2 separate regions of the Mus musculus genome follow, and region 1 is linked to region 2. A link is a contact called in ENCODE Hi-C or POLR2A ChIA-PET data. All regions are on one chromosome and are shown on one strand. The core of a region is the stretch at or near the end of the contact, and the rest is flanking DNA. Distances in the headings are between cores, read along the strand shown. Region 1 holds the start of Bloc1s6 (biogenesis of lysosomal organelles complex-1, subunit 6, pallidin). Region 2 holds the start of 4930417H01Rik (a long non-coding RNA gene).

What was found. A loop is a pair of places that touch in the nucleus more often than their neighbours do. ChIA-PET counts read pairs that join two places held with the same protein, here RNA polymerase II (POLR2A).
Region 1: a map of left cerebral cortex shows a loop between it and region 2 (6-fold over the local background). The contact joins the promoter of Bloc1s6 here to the promoter of 4930417H01Rik in region 2. A Hi-C loop is called at or near these places in 13 of 37 maps with a recorded cell type or tissue (adrenal gland, gastrocnemius, heart and 1 more). POLR2A ChIA-PET finds 5 or more read pairs at or near these places in 1 of 5 experiments (Patski).

What each region holds. Positions count from the first base shown.
Region 1 is chr2:122,736,847-122,740,970 of GRCm38, reverse strand. Bloc1s6 (biogenesis of lysosomal organelles complex-1, subunit 6, pallidin) reads right to left here and starts at 2,466. Exons shown (of 5, transcript NM_019788.3): 1 at 2,267-2,466. The coding sequence starts at 2,348. Bloc1s6os (biogenesis of lysosomal organelles complex-1, subunit 6, pallidin, opposite strand) reads left to right here and starts at 2,609. Exons shown (of 2, transcript NR_156706.1): 1 at 2,609-2,889.
Region 2 is chr2:122,700,683-122,704,726 of GRCm38, reverse strand. 4930417H01Rik (a long non-coding RNA gene) reads right to left here and starts at 2,088. Exons shown (of 5, transcript XR_866691.3): 1 at 1,743-2,088. It overlaps Slc30a4 (solute carrier family 30 (zinc transporter), member 4), which reads left to right and starts at 2,064. Exons shown (of 7, transcript NM_011774.3): 1 at 2,064-2,697. The coding sequence starts at 2,307.

The sequences.
Region 1 (4,124 bases), core at 1,217-3,716, 36 kb before region 2:
AAACATGGACAATATATAATAGATGAACAGAAAGAAACACCAGACTAAAGCTATTACAACTTTAAGATGGAACAACAAATTTGCCTACCTACACACACACTTTAACTCATAGGCCTCCCTTTCCCATTCTAATTATTAGCAATTATTGGATAGGTATTAGTTATTAAGTTCCAGGCACTTCACTGTGGAAGACTCTAGAACAGAGCTTTCGGCCATGTGGTGGCAACCCCTTTAACAGGGGTCACCTAAGTCCATCAAAACACAGATATTTACATTATGATCCATAACAGTAGCAAAATTACATTTATGAAGCAGTCAAAAAATATTAAAGGGTCGCAGCATTAGACGATTGAGAAGCACAGTTCTAAAAGAAAAACCAGGTCTTTACCATATACATACAATATATGTGCACTGAACACCTACTGTCTGCTAATTTCTTAGTCACAACAATAAATAAGGTAAACTCTCCTCCCTGAGTACACAATACAGGGGAGTATACAAAGCCATTACAAAAACTGTCGTGGAATCTAACAGTCTGAGGTGATTTCTAAGGAAGACGGGCTGTTGAAGATGCTGAATGCCCACCTCATCCTCCCACCCCATCTTCTCTTCTCTTTGCTAATCACTATAAAAATGTAAACCCATGGGAAAAGGCACTCCTTAAAAAGCCTAACTCCAATGGAGTCAGTCTGCAGTTTTCTCACGTAATCGGCCAGAAACTGCCTTTACCCAGCCATGCACATCAGCTTTTCATCACGCTGTTCTGAAGGTCTTCCATTCATTTGTCTGTTTTAAGACAAAGTCTATCACAGGTATCTTTCTTCAGCAATGTATATGGATCTACATAGTTCATCAACACTGCTGTGGTCTTCCTAATCCTTGCACGCTCCTATTTCTATGGGAGACATTCTTAGAAAACAGTGTGGAACAGAACATGTGACCATCTTTGAAACTGCAAAAACCCTCTAAAAAATGGCCCCAACTTAGACTGCAGCCACCACTTTCATATGGATACAAATCTGAAAGGAGCCGAGGGGGTGCAACATTGTTAAACAGAATGAGAAACTGCAAGGATGAACAGCAAGGCCATGCACAGAAAGCAACAGTGAGCTATTAATATATGCCGTGAGTCAGCCTGTGAGGGTCCCTGAGTGCCAATTCTATGGAAAATTCAGTAAGTGGCAAGAAGCCATTTTAGGATTCTAAGGATTCATGCCTGGAGCTTGTGTTGGGGCAGTAAAGTTACAACAATGGACACACCATGCTGTGAGAATGAGAGACTAGCGGTGGTAGCTTTACACTGCTGAGGGGAGATAGATGCTAATGCCCTGCGGAATCCTCTACATGAAACAGAGGGAACTGAATCCAAGAGTGCAAATTCAGTTTCATGGGAGAGTAAGCTCACACCATTATCAAGAAGATCAGACAGCTGAGGCTAGGGATCTAGCTCTGTAGTAGAGCACTTGTTTAACATGAAATAAGTCCTGAGTTGAACCTGCAGCTAGCACCTATCCCTATCTCTGCCCTACTCTCTGACATCTGCTTTTATTTATATGCATACCACCCATTCGTTATGTGCAGAAAGAGAGAAAGAGGGGGAGAAGGGAGGGGAAGGGAGAAAGAGAGAGGCCCAGGTTCCAAGTAGGTACTACAGAGTATTACTAATGTGACTGAACAAGTCATGAAAGGGATATGTCATTAAAGAAAAGCACTGCCAGGAAATGCTGGGTTATTTGTAGCTTCCTATTTCTGAAACGCAGAGATTATTTTTAGAAGCTCCATCTAGCTTCTCTCATATGAACCAATGCTCACAGAAAATGATTTGAGTGGTGTTTTCAATCTCACAAAAACGATGGTATAAACAGTGCCCATCTGCCTATATAGCAAATTAACTGCTTCGTCCAACGGACGCCTTCGGGCATCAATGCTTAAATTTCTTCTGGAAATGTGCGGACGGCTGCTGGAGTCTCGGATGAAGTAATGTCACCTAGGAGGTCAGAGTATTTCATGAGTAGACACTATTGTACAGTTTCCTAAAAATCTACCTTCTCTCTGGCAGACTGATCGCCAACCACTAACCCTGTGACAAACAGTTGAAAAGCAACACAAACGCAAACCTTTAACACAAACCGCACCCAACAGTGCGTTTCCTCGCGGGACCAGGGTTGCCTGGCCAGGATGCTCTAGGCAGGAGGGTCGCCTGCGCTGGAGTCCCACCCACTCGAACCCGGCCCCTGTGGGCAGTCGCCCCGCAAAACAGCCGTACCCGGCGTGGGCTCGCCGGCCTCCAGGCTGTCGGAAGGCCCCGTAAGGACCCCGTCTGGAGGCGGTGGCTCAGGAACACTCATATCCCCGCACTGGGCGCTGCGTGAGGCGAGTGCTGTGGAGAAGTCACAGGCAAAGAAACCTAACGCGTTCCAGAGTCCATCCGGACGAAAGCCGCCGAGGCACACGGAAGTGACGAAAGCGGAAAACCTCGCTTTCCGACGCAGAACGTTACTGCAAGTCCGGAACGCCCGCCCCCCCCCGCCCCCCCCGTGTCAGCGCCCTAGGCGCAGCCGTGCGCGTGCGGGTTCGGTTTCACAGAGGGTGGCCGGCGGAACCCGGAAGAGAGGTTAGAGGACCGGATGTCGCCATAACCGTGTGAATGTCCCCAGTGTTGTGTCCAGTTTATAACTCGGGCCGCTAAGTGAGTCAATACGAACTCTGAGCTTGAGCGTTGCTGAGGATCTCTTCCAGTGCTTGGAAATGACGTAAAGGCTTTCTTGGAGCATCATTTGGACAAATTAAGTCAAATTACCAAAAGCACATGCTGGGCTCCTGTAAGATGATATCATGAGTTCTAAAGGAAAGTATGTAGACTTGGACAGACTCAGCTCCACAGCAAATGTAAGGATTCTCGACCCTTTTGTAAACTCTGACCTCTAGTAGCATCTCTAGTTGCTCCTCAGGTTACCTGTTCAGTTTTCCATATTGTAGCCAAAGCTATCTCAAAAAAAAAAAAAAAAACTAATATAAATAAACAAATAATGCCATGCCCCTGGAATGCACTGGCTCCCTATTGTCACCATCTTATGTTCAGTTTCACTTTAGCCACTTTTCAAGGGTAACTTCTCAACTCTCCACGGTAGAATGTCCACAGACTAATCCTTGAGACTTCTAAATATATTAGAGGGCATGGCAACGAATAAAAGCTACTAGTTAACATAACCTTAAAATAGGAAGGGTACTCCAAGGACCCAAGGTAACAGTCTGTAAAACTGATGGGGTGGGGCTGTCTGAAAAAAGATTTGATTACAAAGGATGATTAAACAAACACTGATGGGTTTGAAGACAGAGGAAGGGAGTCATTATTCTGGATGGTGGGTGACCTCCAGAAAAATTGGTAACCAATTCCTCCCCTAAAGCTTTTGTAATGGAACTCAACCCTGTGAGGTTGCTGAACTATAGAATGTGTAATAATTAGTGTTGTCATACAAATAGGAAAACAATTTATTACTCTTCAAACATCTTGTGCAATCTGGGCATTGTACGCTGTCCATTGTGCTTGTTCCTGTTTCAAACTAGAGTATCTTTTTCAAAGGCCTATTCATCTTTTAAGTGCTCTAGGATAATATCTTTTTTATTGTTTTGTTTCACAAGGTGAGGTGTCCTGTAGCCTAATCTGGCCTTAGACTCAATATGTAATTAGGGATGGCCTTGAATTCTTGGTCCTCCAGCAGACACGAGCCAGCACACTCAAACACACCTTTACTGTGGACACCATTCATTATCTCATTATTTCCTCCCTTTCATTCAGCAGTCACAGTGAAGACATTTCACAACAACAAACATCCTCCTGCCATTTAGCACTGAGCTCCTCCTTGCATTCATTATTTTATGTTTTCTTCTTTTGAATTAAAAATGACAAATAGAAACTCTTATGCATAGAGTACCAAAATAATTCTCGATAAATTTGCTAATTGGTGAACTATTGATGCCCTAGCCCTAATTCCAAACTGTATATTCCAAAGTCTGAGTTATACAACATGGTAAACATGATGAAACACCTGGCACCCTTGCTTGGTTATAAGTTTCATGTACTAATGGTGTTGTGGTGCCCTTTGGAATAGAGCCATATCCTA
Region 2 (4,044 bases), core at 839-3,338:
AGAGAAATAAGGCTGTAAATGTGGTTATGTTCCATGCCTTTTGACAGAGGCAATTTGACCCATTTGAAAGCATGATGGTATAAGCAATGCTATTGGTACAAAGGCAGGCTTAGGAACTAGACCCCACAGGATGTAAGAAGAAGAAAAAAGGGAGAATAAAAGGAGTATTTCCAGGTTCTGAAGAAATTTGAAATATAGTGTATTTGCTATTTATTGCTATAAAAAAGTTATCCTAAAATAGCAGACATTCATTATCTTGTGTAGTTTCTGTGCATCATCTGCATGTGGCCTAGATGGGTGGTTCTGGCCCAGGATGCATTGTGAGGCTTCAGTTGTCCAGTGTAAAGTCATCCAAAGGATTTACTAGGGCTGGAAGGTCCACTACTAATGGCTCACTCACATGGCAGTTGGTGGGCTAAGCTCCTTCTCACAGACCTTCCCACGGTGCTGGATAAGTTTAGCATGATGTGGTAGCTGTCTCCTCACAGTGCAAGAGATCTAAGAGTGAGGATAAAGAAACAGCTGCAGCACCTTTTATGACCTAGTCTGTAAGTCACAGTCACTTCTGCCACAGACTGTTCATTACAGGTCATAGGCCATTACTAAGTGCTGTCCACAAGCAAAGGTAAGGGAATTTACCTCCTGAAGAGTGGGGTCATCACAGAATTTATGGACAGAGCTTAAAATATGGCTTTGTCGTCTCATCACTTTCTCGAGAATCCAGTGAGACACGAGTGAAAGAACAGAACGCACAAAGGCAGTCCTCCTCAGCACAGCGCGCTGGAAATGTCCCCAAACAACCCATCCTTTTATTTCAACTATTCTTGAAACATTCACATCCCTCCTACCTTGAGGCTGCATTTAAGAGACTCCGATGACACTCCTGAAACATTGTAGGCAGTTAAATGGGACATTAAAAACAACAGAACAATCTACTCCTAAGATATTTGGAGCCGAGGAATGTAATGGCTCGTAAGCTGTCTCCCTTTGGCTATTACCATCGTGTCCTGATTGATGAAATTCTAGGCAATAGCCTTCCCTTCCTGATCTCGGGACCATGGAGGGTCTAATTTGCTTTCATGACTGCAGCTCTGGGGGAAAACTTAGGACTGAGGGATCACTCTGGAATACAGAAGTAGCCAGGGCTTTCTTTTCGCACCGGATTCTAAGGTGTCAACAGAATCGTTAAAATTGCCTCGTGTGATTTTTTTCATTGTATTTTTGTGACCTGAAATTTTGGTAAGATATAAAAACTTTTTAAAATATTGTCTTTGTAAACCCTGGGGAAGTAGGAGCTTGCAGGACACCACAGGCAAGATGCAGGTGTAGCCCCGTGTCTAACTTGCATGAGCCCCTGGATTAGATCCTAAGGATCTCAAAAGGAAAGAAAGGTGGAAGCCAAGGATTTACACTTTAAAATGAATTCTACCAACAGTGTTGCCTTTAATCTTGCTTCTTGAGGACATTTGAGAATGTGATGAAACATAGGGAAAGTAAGCTCACACAATTGTGCCCAAGGAGCGTAGCAGTGAACACAGAAGGAAGACACATATTTGCTGAGAAACAGGAAACTTTAAAGCAAGCCATAGAACTACTGACCATCCTAGTCTTGTCCTAGCCTTTTGACCAAGATAATCGGCAATTTTTTGCCGATTGGGTAGAAGAAAAGCTACCAGGATTCCCACTTGGTAAGAAAGCACTAAAGGACATTTTCCACGGACCATCCATAACCAAGATCGGACCTGAGATTCCCGAGACCCATCTCCAGTGGAGGGAATTCAGAGCAGTGACACCCAGCTCCGGGGGGACCTTCCCGCGGCACACCCGGGGGCTCAGAGCGCACAAGACCTCAGAGCCCGAGAGGCGGGGCCGGGAGGGCGGGGGCAGGGGGCGACGCGCGACCACGCCCCCTCGGCGCGCCCCCAAGCGGCGGCCTGCGTGCCCGCGCCGACCCCTCCCCTCGCGCCTCGCGGGCGCACGCGCCGCCTCGTTCAGGGGCCGGAGGAGGCCGGGCCTGTCAGACCCCGCGGCCGGCCTCCCAGCGGCACGGGGCGGGCGGGTGCAGTGGCTGGGGCTCGGCCTCGGTCCCTGGCCCGGGTCGCAGTAGCGCGAGCTCCGGGCGGGGATGCGCGGCGGCGTCGGCCCGCAGGTAGCCGAGCACCGCCGAGTCCGGAGCTGGCGCGCGGCCGGGGCGCGGCGACAGGAGCGGGGTCTCGTTCTCCTCACGATGGGCAGGGACGCGCCGCGCTGCCCTGAGGAGCCCGAGCGCCGGTGAAGGCGGAGTCGCCGGCCGCCCCTCCGCTGCCATGGCCGGCCCCGGCGCGTGGAAGCGCCTCAAATCCCTGCTGAGGAAAGACGACACGCCGCTGTTCTTAAATGACACCAGCGCCTTCGACTTCTCGGACGAGGTGAGCGACGAGGGGCTTTCGCGCTTTAATAAACTTCGAGTCGTGGTGGCCGACGATGACTCGGAAGCCCCGGAAAGGCCTGTGAACGGGGCGCACCCGGCCCTCCAGGCCGACGATGACTCCTTATTGGACCAGGACTTACCTTTAACCAACAGTCAGCTGAGTTTGAAAATGGACCCCTGTGACAACTGCAGCAAGCGACGCGAGTTGCTGAAGCAGAGGAAGGTGAAGACCAGGCTGACCATCGCTGCCGTCCTCTACTTGCTTTTCATGATCGGAGAGCTTGTAGGTGAGTTGTGTCGCCGACTCGCTTGCCTTTGACTTTGTCCAGCTGTTAGCTACGCCGGAGTTGAGGTGGAAACTTTGTTTTCAGGAAGTTTGCTGAGTATCTAGACTTTCGTGGGTCCATAGGAAAGGGACACGGGATTCCAAAGTGCGGTTCCCGTGAGCGCCCACTGAGAGCTTGCAGGTATATCTTGTAACTCCCATAAACAGTGCCTTTTACTGTAGGGTTTAGGGTGTTATCTTGACTGTATATCATGTAACTTCTCCTTTTACAGATTCTGATAAAATGCCAGGTTTATCTTTCAACGTCTAAAATAATTCTGACATGGATTAGAATCAGAATTTTATAGTACTAAGGGATGTTACTGAACACCATTCTGTTTTCTCACACAGAAGTTCTGAAGGGATTAGATTATGAGGAATCTTATTGGGAAAAGAGAGAGCCATCCACAGTACCAGACTTTCCTCTCTGTCTACATTTTGGTTATTTGATGCTTATTTATGCCGCTTCCTTTTGAGCTTATAGCCAAGGGCTTTACAAAACTCTATACAGCCAACTAATTAAAAGTTCATTATTAAAAGGAGTATCTACAGTTTGCTAGAGGTCTCCCCGGCAGCTGCAGAAGCTAGGGTTTTTTTTTTTCTCCTTTTTTAACTGATTTCAGATAATTTCTCACTCTAAGGTTCTTGCTTTAGACCTTATTTTTACTGTCGCATTAGTTTATAGTCGTCCTTTGATATCCAAGGTGGGTTGCTTCCAGGAGTCCTCTCTAGAACCTGAATCTCAGGTTGCCTCATCCAGTGACGCCTTATGTAAAGATCCCTTACGTAAAGCGAAGCAGTTATTTGCATATAACCTACATATATGTCCTTCTGTACTTTAAAGCCTTTGGAAATCATTTTGACTACAAAATACAAATTTGATGCTGTATTTAAGTAGTTGTTATCCTGACTCGTTGAGAGATTGATGAGCAGAACAAGTCTGTGAATGGCGAACGCTGAGGAAGAGTTACTTTTTCAGATGTTTTCCATTCATGATTGATGGTATCCATGGATGCAGTTCTCAGATAGAGAACACACTGCCGACTCCTTAGTGGCAGTTTCTGAAGTGGCATTAACAGAGGAGACGGTTCTCTTACGTTGTCTCTTATGATGAGCCATAACAAGAAGAGACCTGGCAGCCCAGATTTAAAATGCTGTGTGTAGAAGACTCATGTACATTCTCTGCCTGATGTCCCATCATTCTTCCCCAGTGTGAAATTAGCTGTACTGGTTATGGTCCTTTTCTCAGGGCTCCCTCTCTCTTGCCCTTAAGGCTTTCATAAATAAGAGCAGATTTCTCAAAGGTTTT